2 separate regions of the Homo sapiens genome follow, and region 1 is linked to region 2. The links are chromatin loops, found by intact Hi-C in ENCODE. Cell type or tissue: Caco-2. All regions are shown on one strand. Region 1 has its middle 140 kb from the start of LRIG2. Region 2 has its middle 81 kb from the start of MAGI3.

The links. Hi-C counts contacts between places; a loop is a spot of excess contacts. Peaks named below come from ENCODE experiments on the same cell type or tissue, not always from the same donor. Only the 100,000 strongest peaks of a DNase experiment are listed, where the experiment ranks them.
Region 1: it touches region 2 in a loop (12-fold over the local background); 1 of 110 quality-filtered maps calls a loop at or near these places.

The regions. Positions count from the first base shown.
Region 1 is chr1:113,215,594-113,220,593 of GRCh38, forward strand. No RefSeq gene overlaps it. Among named protein-coding and RNA genes, the nearest start is that of LRIG2, 140 kb to the left of the region's middle. In Caco-2, no CTCF peak of the experiment used is centred here; DNase peaks (open chromatin) are centred at 2,108 and 2,408.
Region 2 is chr1:113,306,681-113,311,680 of GRCh38, forward strand. No RefSeq gene overlaps it. Among named protein-coding and RNA genes, the nearest start is that of MAGI3, 81 kb to the right of the region's middle. In Caco-2, no CTCF peak of the experiment used is centred here; a DNase peak (open chromatin) is centred at 1,921.

The DNA.
Region 1 (5,000 bases), 91 kb before region 2:
CCACAGATCCTTAGGGCATAAACAGAATGCAGCCAAGCTCTTTGCTAAAGCATAATACATGAGCTTTTGCTACAGTTCCCAGTAAGTTCCTTGTTTTCATCTGAGGCCTCAAAAGCCTGGACTTCACTGTCCATATCACTATCAGCATTTTGGTCACAACCATTTAACCAGTCTATAAGAAGTTTCAAACTTTCCCTTATCTTCCTGTCTTCTGAGCCTTCCAAACTCTTCCAACCTTTGTCCATTACCCAGTTCCAAAGCTGCTTCCACATTTTCTGATATCTGTATGGCAATGCCCTACTCCTCAGTATGAATTTTCTGTATTAGTCCATTCTTGATTGCTATGAAGAACTATCTGAGACTGGCTAATTTATAAAGAAAAGAGGTTTAATTGGCTCACAGCTCTGCAGGCTTTACAGGAAGCATGGTGCTGACTTAGCTTCTAGGGAGGCCTCAGGAAGCTTACAGTCATGGCGAAGTGGGACCAGGCACATCACATGACAAAAGCAGGAGTAAGCAAAAGAGAGTGACGGGGAGGTGCCATACACTTTTAAATGACCAAATCTCATGAGAACTCACTATCATGAAGACAGCACCAAGCCATGAGGAACCCACCTCCATGACCCAAACACCTCCCACCAGGCCCCACCTCCGGCATTGGGGATTACAATTCAACATGAGATTTGGGTGGGGACAAATATCCAAACTATATTAGCAACTGTCCATCCAGTGGAATTTTGGTGGCTTCATGGGGAAGACATTCCATCCCTCTCCTTTTCCCATACCTTCCTTCAGATGACCTACCCCATTACCTTCAAAGAATTCCACAGTCACAAAGTTATTCCTTAGGCATAAGACTCTTTGTCTCCTGGAAAACAGAGAATCTCTGGAAGGGATGGTCTAGGTCTTATGAGAGTCAGGGAGAATTGGTGTATGCAATCCTCTGCTGGGGGCAGGCTTTTATGAGAATAAAAGAAGAGGAAGCCACTGTGAGGATGTTCAGAGGAGAGGGTAGAGAAGATGGTGGTGAAAGGGGAACAGTAGGACCAAGGAGCAAAGACAACCAATAATTTGGGGATTTCAGAAACTCTGACATCCTGTCCTTTATAATTCTGGAGGTGCTGCTGAGCCCTGCTGCCTGCTCTGGAGTTTCTTGGCATTTGCTTTGCCTGTTTGCTCATTTACTATCAGCAAAGTAGCTGGACATTTCACCAGTTATCAAGGACTGTGCTAGGTCGGGCAGCACCAGGGGCTACGGACACACAGACAGCCTCAGCTGCAAGGGCCAAACATCGTCACTCCAGAGAGGAGGTCAAGCTCCAAGCTGGCCTCACCTGTGGCTGCCTGAAGACTGGGAAATGCACAGGCTTTCCAGTGAGACAAAGCTGAGTTCAAACCTGGCCCTGTTCCTCTAGCTGTGTGGCCATGGACATTGATTACCCTTTCTGAAGCATAGCTTTACCAATTGTAAAGTGAAGATCATCATACCCAACCCAGAGGGTTGTTAGGAGAAAAAATGAAAGAAGCTTTGTAGCATACCTAATGCAGGGTCTGGATCACAGCAATTGCTGAAAAACAGTTGTCCCCTTCCCCTTCCCTCTTGGCTCTGTCTTCCTGCATTTCATTAGTCAGATCTCTGCGGTTTTCCTAGAACATCTCTAACTGCAAACCACCAACTACTAAAAACCCTCAAGGAGGGGTAAAATGGATAATAGGAATTTCTAGTGACATAAAAGTGATATCATGTTTGTATGTGTAACTATCAATCAATTTCAGAGAAAAGCAGGCTTGCATATCTGAGCAGACACCACCAGCTTTCTTCTGCTTCTGCAGATTGAATTTTATTTTATTAAGAGCAGAACAATGGGCCTGATTTTCCTCTTTGGATACTAAAGAAGACAAATTAGTCAAAAGGAAATTCAGCTGAAACTGTATTTAGTGTTTGAGATCCTAAGCCCCGAGACGGAGCCTCTGTGTGACCTTGAGGAGCTGCGTGCATGCTCACTGCTGGATCCCAGCATGATGTGGCCATGTCTGGGTCAGGAGCACAGGAGGCTCAAGGCCAGTCCAGGGCCTGGTCAACAGAGCAGCACACGCAAAATCAAAGTGACCCTGGGCCTTGATGAGGGACACGCTGCCTTCCTGAGCAGTGCATGCTGCATGAGTGTAACTGATTACCACATTTTTAAAAGAAAAAAATGGATTTTCTTAACCTTTTTCCTTTTCCCCCACCTCCTACTTAGCTCTTTAGGAATGCAATTATAACCTTTACCTTCTCTCCACCAGACACTCCCTACACGGCAAGCTTATCTAACTATGTGTTTACTTAGAAGTTCTGGAGGCTGAACCTTGAAACACAGCAGGCACTTCTGGAACTCTCTCTCGCCAGGAGATTGCCTCAAGATAACAGTTAATTTACAACCTAAATTTTGCCCTAGATAAAATTAAAATTGTCAATTTACAACAGGGCCCTGCCCACAATGGTGCTAGCCAGACCACTTGATAGATAAGACCCAGGAAGCAAGTCACATGGGCCCCACACCTCCTCCCCTACCTCCTACATGAGGTTGACTCCAAGTCCCCCTTTAAAAGCCCCTGCTTTCTGCCCTGAAAGCTGAAGTAATACCCTTAAGGCAGGAGCCTGTACTTCTTCCTCTCAGCTAAGCTCTGGAATAAAAGTCACTTTCTTTCCGCCAGAACTCCTTATTAATTGGACTCTACCAGCCATGAGCAGCCGGATCCGTGGGACTCACTGTCACAACTGGTTGTGGGGACCGTCCCCCACACTGGCAAGTTCAAGTCAACAAACTATGCTAGGCAGTGTTAAAGGTAGAGGGCGAAAAGGGACTATAACATGGTCTCCACCCTCCTGAAATATTAAACACAAGCTAGGTCAGGGATTCTTAATCTTTTTGGTGTCATTGGAAATCAGAAGTATAGACCCCTTCTCAGAATAATGTTTTTAAATGTGTGAAATGAAATGAGATCACAATTGAAACCAACTCGAATGGAGCACACGAGGTCTCATGCACACATGGAGGGAAGTATTATTGCTAATTTAGAGGTATGAGCAGATCATAATGGTCAGGGGGTGTCTGAAAACTTTATGGAGGAGCCGTTAAAGACTTCTACACACAGAAATGGGGGAAGGCATTTCAAGCACAGGGAACAGCATGAGCAATCGTTTGGAAACAAGGGCGTGCAGATGCATTAAAGGGAACAGAATAATCAAGTGAGGCTGGGGCTTTGCAGGAAGCACCCAGTGCTTGTACCTGGGTCCTCTCTCTGTCTCTTAGAATCCTAGCCAATGTGAAAGGAAAATAAATCTTGGGGTCCCCAAATCACTAAGCTAAAGGGAAAAGTCAAACTGGGAACTGCTTAGAGCCAACCTGCCTCCCATTCTATTCAAAGTCTCCCCTATGCTCACTGAGATAAATGCATATCTGATTGCTTCCTTTGGAGAGGCTAATCAGAAACTCAAAAGAACGTAACCATTTGTCTCTTATCTACCTATGACCTGGAAGCCCCCTCCCCACTTTTGCTTCAAGTTGTCCCGCCTTTCCAGACCGAGCCAATGCTCATCTTACGTATGTTGATTGATCTCATGTCTCCCTACGATGTATAAAACCAAACTGTGCTCTGACCACCTTGGCACATGCCATCAGGACCTCCTGAGGCTGTACCATGGGCACGTGTCCTCAACTTTGGCAAAGTAAACTTTCTAAATTAACTGAGACATGCCTCAGATTTTCGGGGTTCACACCGGTAACAGATATGGACTGAGTTTGCACCTGAATTGCCCATGCTTCTGTCAGTCAGGCCACTGGCAATGGAAAAGTGAGCCCCTGGCATCTGTCCACTCAGCAGTGATCTGCTAGGAAGGTCAGAAAAGCAGGTGGGCGTGAGGGAGGCAAAAAGGAGCCCGGGAAGAGGGTGCTTCACAGTAGCTCTGTTTTGCCCCAGGAGGACAGCTGCTCTGGGAGTTGGACCTGCAGGGGGAGACACCATCAGCCACTGACAACCCACCTAGGCAATGCTCACTCCTCTGCCAGCCACTCTGTTACTCTGTTGGGACAAATTTCTGGCAGAATTGTCCTCAGGAAAAAATTTAATTAGACATTTATTACATGAGCATGTCAGCCCTGTGGTTTTTTTTTTTTTTTTTTTTTTTTTGGTTCTAGAGGACACCCGGCTCAAACCCCTGATTAAATTTGTGCCTAAATTGGGGCCATCCTAGAATCCAGGCCCAGAGTGACCACAGGCCTGGTGGGAGGTGGGCCTACCAGGCTTATGGAGCTGGCTGGGGAAAATGTGCCTCAAAGGCAGGAGTCCAGCACACCCGTTTGGTCCAGACACAATGGCCCAGTCAGCAGGAGAGGGTGATTTTGACATCTTCCCTTAGGTGGGCCTCTGAGGCCAGGCAGAGGGGCTGCAGTCAAAAGAGCAGGCAAGAGCAGCCACAGCAATAGCTCACGTTTATGAAGCACGCATGCAGCACTCGGCACTGTGCTGATCACTCTTCATGCACTCAGTCATTCAATCGGTAACCCTGCCAGCTATGGACTGGTGAGATCTCCCTTTTTCAGATAAGAAGACAAGCTTAGAGGGATTAAGCTGCTTGTGCAGAGCCAGGTCACTGCCTGCCCCCCTCTGCCGGACTCCAAACATCAGTAGACATGAGTACGGGAAAATAAAATATAAAGAAACTGGACAGGTGCAGTGGCTCATTCCTGTAATTCCAGCACTTTGGGAGGCCAAGGCAGGCGGATCACTTGAGCCCCAGAGTTTGAGACCAGGAACATGGCAAAACTCTGTCTCTACTAAAAATACAAAAATTAGCTGGGTGTGGTGGTGCGCACCTGTGGTCCTAGCTACTCAGGAGGCTGACGTAGGAGGATTGCTTAAGCCCAAGAGATCGAGGCTGCAGTGAGCTGTGATCACGACACTGCACTCCAGCTTGGGGGACAGAGTGAGACCCTGTCTCAAAAAATAAAAATAAT
Region 2 (5,000 bases):
AGAAAACTTTGCTGGCGAAAATAATCACAATAATTAGTCATTGCATCAAAAATGTAGTGTGAAAAGTAGCTCAGCTGGAACAATTGCTATTGTCCACCCCACTGACCTTTTAAGAAGCTTTATCTTGTAGTTAAATTTCATGTTCATCCCCCACACCATAACCTCGACTACTTTCAAGGGATCAGTTGTGACACACGTTTCTACACTAAGTTTATAAATATACACAGATGTGATAACAGGAAAGTCATTAGATTCACATCCAAATGTTGCAGCTACCTTAAAATAGCAGAGCATTTCTGTTACATTACTCTTTAATCAGTGTGATGTGTTTTTCTTTCTTTATTTATTTTTGTGTGATTTGTTTTTAGCTTTTCTAAGAGGCACTGATGTTGTAAAAGCACTCAGTATGTGGAAAACCAGTACAGTAATATTCTTCCCTTATCTGCAGGGAATACCTTCCAAGCCCCCCAGTGGTTGCCTGAAACCTCAGATAGTACCAAAACCTTCTATATACTATCATTTTTCCTATACATACATACATATAATAAAGTTTAATTTCTAACTTAGGCCCTGTAAGAAAGTCACAACAATAAGAACGAGTATAAGAATATATGTCAATAAAAGTTATGGGAATGCGATCTCTATCTCTCAAATTACCTTCTTGTTCTGTACTTACCTATTTTTGGAATGTGGTTGACCACCTGTAACTAAAACCACTGAGCGCACAACTGTGGGGTAAGCGGGGACTTCTGGAACTTCTAACTTGTATCAGGAGTCAGGACCTGATCCCTGAGGTACTTGAGATGAACTGTCTTGTCACCTTCCAGGCTCTCACACCCTAATCACCAATTCAACCCAAGTGATCCTAAGGGGAAGTAGAAGACTAATTCTCCTATGAAGGACTTTATGTTCCTCAAACTGAAAGGTCACTAAAGTAATATTAACAAAATCGAGGATCATAATGGTTACTTTAATGACAAGTCAAACTTTAATATTTTAAAGAAATTACCGTAATATTAAGATGTAGGGCCACATTAAGGGAACAGAACTGTTACAAAATTCTGAAGGAAATTGACTTTTTAGAAGAAAAGATCACCTTTGGCAAATGCCATATGACTTCCGTGTTCTTTTTTCACTGGTTAAGGGATGTTATTTTCATGTTTGCCAAGAAAAAATTTATCTTCCTTGTTAAATCCTGAAGAGTTAGTCAACTCTTATTCCATCACAGAGTTATTAGGAAACATCTAAAGCTTACAGTGGTGTGACTTGCAAAGTGATTTCCTAATACACTAACTTCAAAGGAACTTTGAAATCTCAGAATGTAAGAGCCAGCCCAGTGTTAATCCACCAAAGCACCACATAGTAGCCTGTTCGGGTTTGTTTTGATAGGTCTTTAACAAGCAGTCAAGCATTGAAGGTAGCATTCTGAAAAACACATTTCCCTATGCTATTCCTCTGATCTTTCTCTATGAAGGTGTCCTGTTTTATAACATGGAGAGCACAATGAAACTACCATTTTCATCTATACCTGCCAGCATATATCATCTTTAGCTTACTTTCCTGCTCTTTTAGGATCACAGCATAGAGATTCAGCTCTTCCCCCCAGCCAGGAAGGACTCTAGCCACAAAACTTGCTGGGTGGAAGAGATGATGTGAACACCTTTCTCCCTACCTATTACTCTTCCTTACGCCTCAATAGAAGAAAGAGTGGCAGAACAGGTGGCAAAATTTGTCAACTGTTACAAATCCCACTCCCCATACACAGGCGTCTGGGATGGAAAGAAAGATTATGCCCACTTCAAAGGGAACATATCTCTTCTTACCTTGCTGAAGAACCGTGAGTGAGTAATGATGTAATTGTTGTGGTTTCTTTATGGCCATACCCCATCTGGGCCACGTACCCTTTGAAGGTATGTGTACATTGACAAGGATGTAGGTGTTGGGGGTGTGTGTGTGTGTGTGTGTGTGTGTGTGTGTGTGAGAGAGAGACAGAGAGAGAGAGAGAGAGAGTGATTCTGTCTTTCCTACCCTGCATGAAACACATTTCTTTAACAGCTCTGCTCTCATATATATGTAAAATCTCCTAACTAGAAAATATCAGCCATTAAATTGCTCAAGGTCCTTTATTAAAAAATTTCTTTTCCTCTATTAAAAAACCCCTGTGACAAATTGTTCACAGAGTCCAGTGTCAGAAAGGGGTTGTTCTCATGACTAATTGGCCTGTTTGCTTCTATTGAAAAAATAAGTTATATAACTTATTTTTATATGTTTTTATATTTTATATTTATATTTTATATTTTATATAACTTATTTATATAACTTATATAAAAATAAGTTACATAACTCATCATATTTTCCTCTTTGCCTTGGTTACTAGGAGGCTAACTTTTGTGTACAAACACTATAGCTTTTTTCCCATGTTTTTGCTAAAATATAATTTTCAACTCTCTTTCCCTTCCCTGTTTTTGAGTAAATCTGATAAATCTGAATGTTACTGAAAACCAAAGTTTGCACAGTTTATAACAAATTAACAGTAACCACTTACATAAAATGTTCTATAATGTTAATGTGTAGTTTGCAGTACGGCCTTCTTACTTTTTCATGATACCTGCCCCATCCCCTTCCATCCCACATCTCTTTGTCTTTTTTTTTTTCCTTGAGATGCAGTCTCACTGTGTTGTCCAGGTGGGAGTGCAGTGGCACCATCTGGGCTCACTGCAACCTCCACCTCCCAGGTTCAAGCAATTCTCCTGCCTCAGCCTCCCAAGTACCTGGGACTACAGGTGCGCACCACCATGCCTAGCTAATTTTTGTGTTTTAGTAGAGATGGGGTTTCACCATGTTGGCCAGGCTAGTCTCCAACTCCTAACCTCGGTGATCTGCCCATCTCGGCCTCCCAAAGTGCTGGGGGGATGAGCCACTGCACCTGGCCCCACGCCTCTTTTTTAAAACTACAACAAGTCAGGAGATGTAATGCCTTCTTTGGACCATCGGATTCAGAAGGGTTACTTTGAGGAAAATTCTAAGAGATTCCCTTGATGATAAAGGGGTGTTTCCTTTTCAGCCTTCTTTTTCTCATTTTAATTTAGTAAACAGCACATTTGCCCATTAAAAGTTGTGTTTTCACTAAGAATCAAGTTAGATATTATTTTCTGCATTTGAAGTTGGACTCTACTTCTCAAAATTGGGCATTTGTGGGCTATTATAACTATCATATCCATAAACCCTTGTTTATCTCGGACTTTCTACATTTCAAATATTTTGATTTTTTTTTCCTATAGTAAGAATGTCACAGAAATGTTAGTAATGTGGTGTCCACAATACATCACACAAAATATCTCTTATTGTTGATTATGAGACAAAAATCCCAGGTCAAACTGTATATCCTTGTTTGGTGTCTAGAAAATGCGACCAACAGAATCCCAAGTTTTTAAAGGGGCATAATTAGAGGAGCTTGGAAAATGCAAACTGCTGTAAGAAAATAGCCGCGACCTACGGTAGGGTCTACTATAATAATAACAGAATCTAGGGATCAGGAGTCAGAGCAAGATGACCAAATAGAAGCCTCCACTGATCATCCTCCCTGCAGGAACACCGAGTTGAACAATTATCAACACACAAAAGCACCTTCATAAGAACCAAAAATCAGGTGAGCATCACAGTACCTGGTTTTAAATTCGTATCACTGAAAGAGGCACTAAAGAGAGTAGGAAAGACAGTTTTGAAATGCCAGTGCCACCCCGCCTCATCCCCTGGCAGCAGCCTCATGGCACAGGGAGAAAATCTGGGTACTTGGGGGAGGGAGAGCACAGGGATTGTGGGACTTTGTATTGGAATTCAGTGCTGCCCTGTCACAGAAACAAACAAACAAAACACCAGGTGGGTCTCAGCTGGCACCCATGGAGGGAACATTTCAACCAGCCCTAACCTCAGGGGAATTGTCCATCTGAGAAGTTGGAACTTGAATTCCAGCCACCCTTCATACCATGGGCTAAAGTGTTATGGAGTTCTAAATAAACTCGAAAGTCACTCTAGGCCACAAGGACTGCAATTCCTGGGCAAGTCCTGGTGCCGTGTGGACTTGGGGTGCACGTGACCTAGTGAGACACAACCTGGGGTGGCCAAGAGAATGGTTGTGCGACGCCTACCCCAACCCCAGGCAGCTCAGCTCACAACTCTGAAAGAGACTCCTTCTTTCTACCTGAGGGGAGGAGAAGGAAGAATAAAGAAGACTTTGTCTTGCAACATGGATACCAGCTCAGCCTCAATAGGATAGGACACCAGGCAGAGTCGTTACGGTGCTCATTTCAAGCCTTGGCACCCAGATATTTCTAGACACACCCTGGGCCAGGAGGAGACCTGCTGCCTTGAAGGGAAGGACCCAGTCCTGGCAGAATTTATTAACTGCTGACCAAAGAACCCTTGGGCCCTGAATAATCAGCAGGGGGTAGTAAGGCAGCATTTGTCATGAGCCTTGGGTGAGACTCAGAGACGTGCTAGCTTCAGGTGTGACCCAGCACATTTGCAGATCTAAGGACTACATGGAAGGACTCCTTCTGCTTGAAAAAAAGGCAGAGGGAAGAGTAGAGGAGTCTTTGACTTGAGCTTAGGTACCAGCTTGGTCACAGTGGGGAAGGGCACCAAGCAGGCTCTTATGGCCCCCAATTCCAGGCCTTGGCTCTAGGATGGAAGTTGTGGACTTTCCCTGGGCCAGAAGGGAGCCCATTGCCCTGAAGTGAGAGTCCTAGGCCTGGTGGCATTTACCAAAAGCTGCCTGAAGAGCCCTTGGGCCTTGAGTGAGCATCAGTGGTAGCTAGGCAGCATTTGCCACAGGCCTGGGGCAGCAGTAGCCATGGGGGGAGACTCCTCTGCTTGTGGAAATGGGAAATAAGAGGGGGAGGAATGCCTGTAATCCCAGCACTTTGGGAGGCCGAGGCGAGGGGATTACCTAAGGTCAGGAGTTCGAGACCAGTCTGGCCAACATGATAAAACTCTGTCTC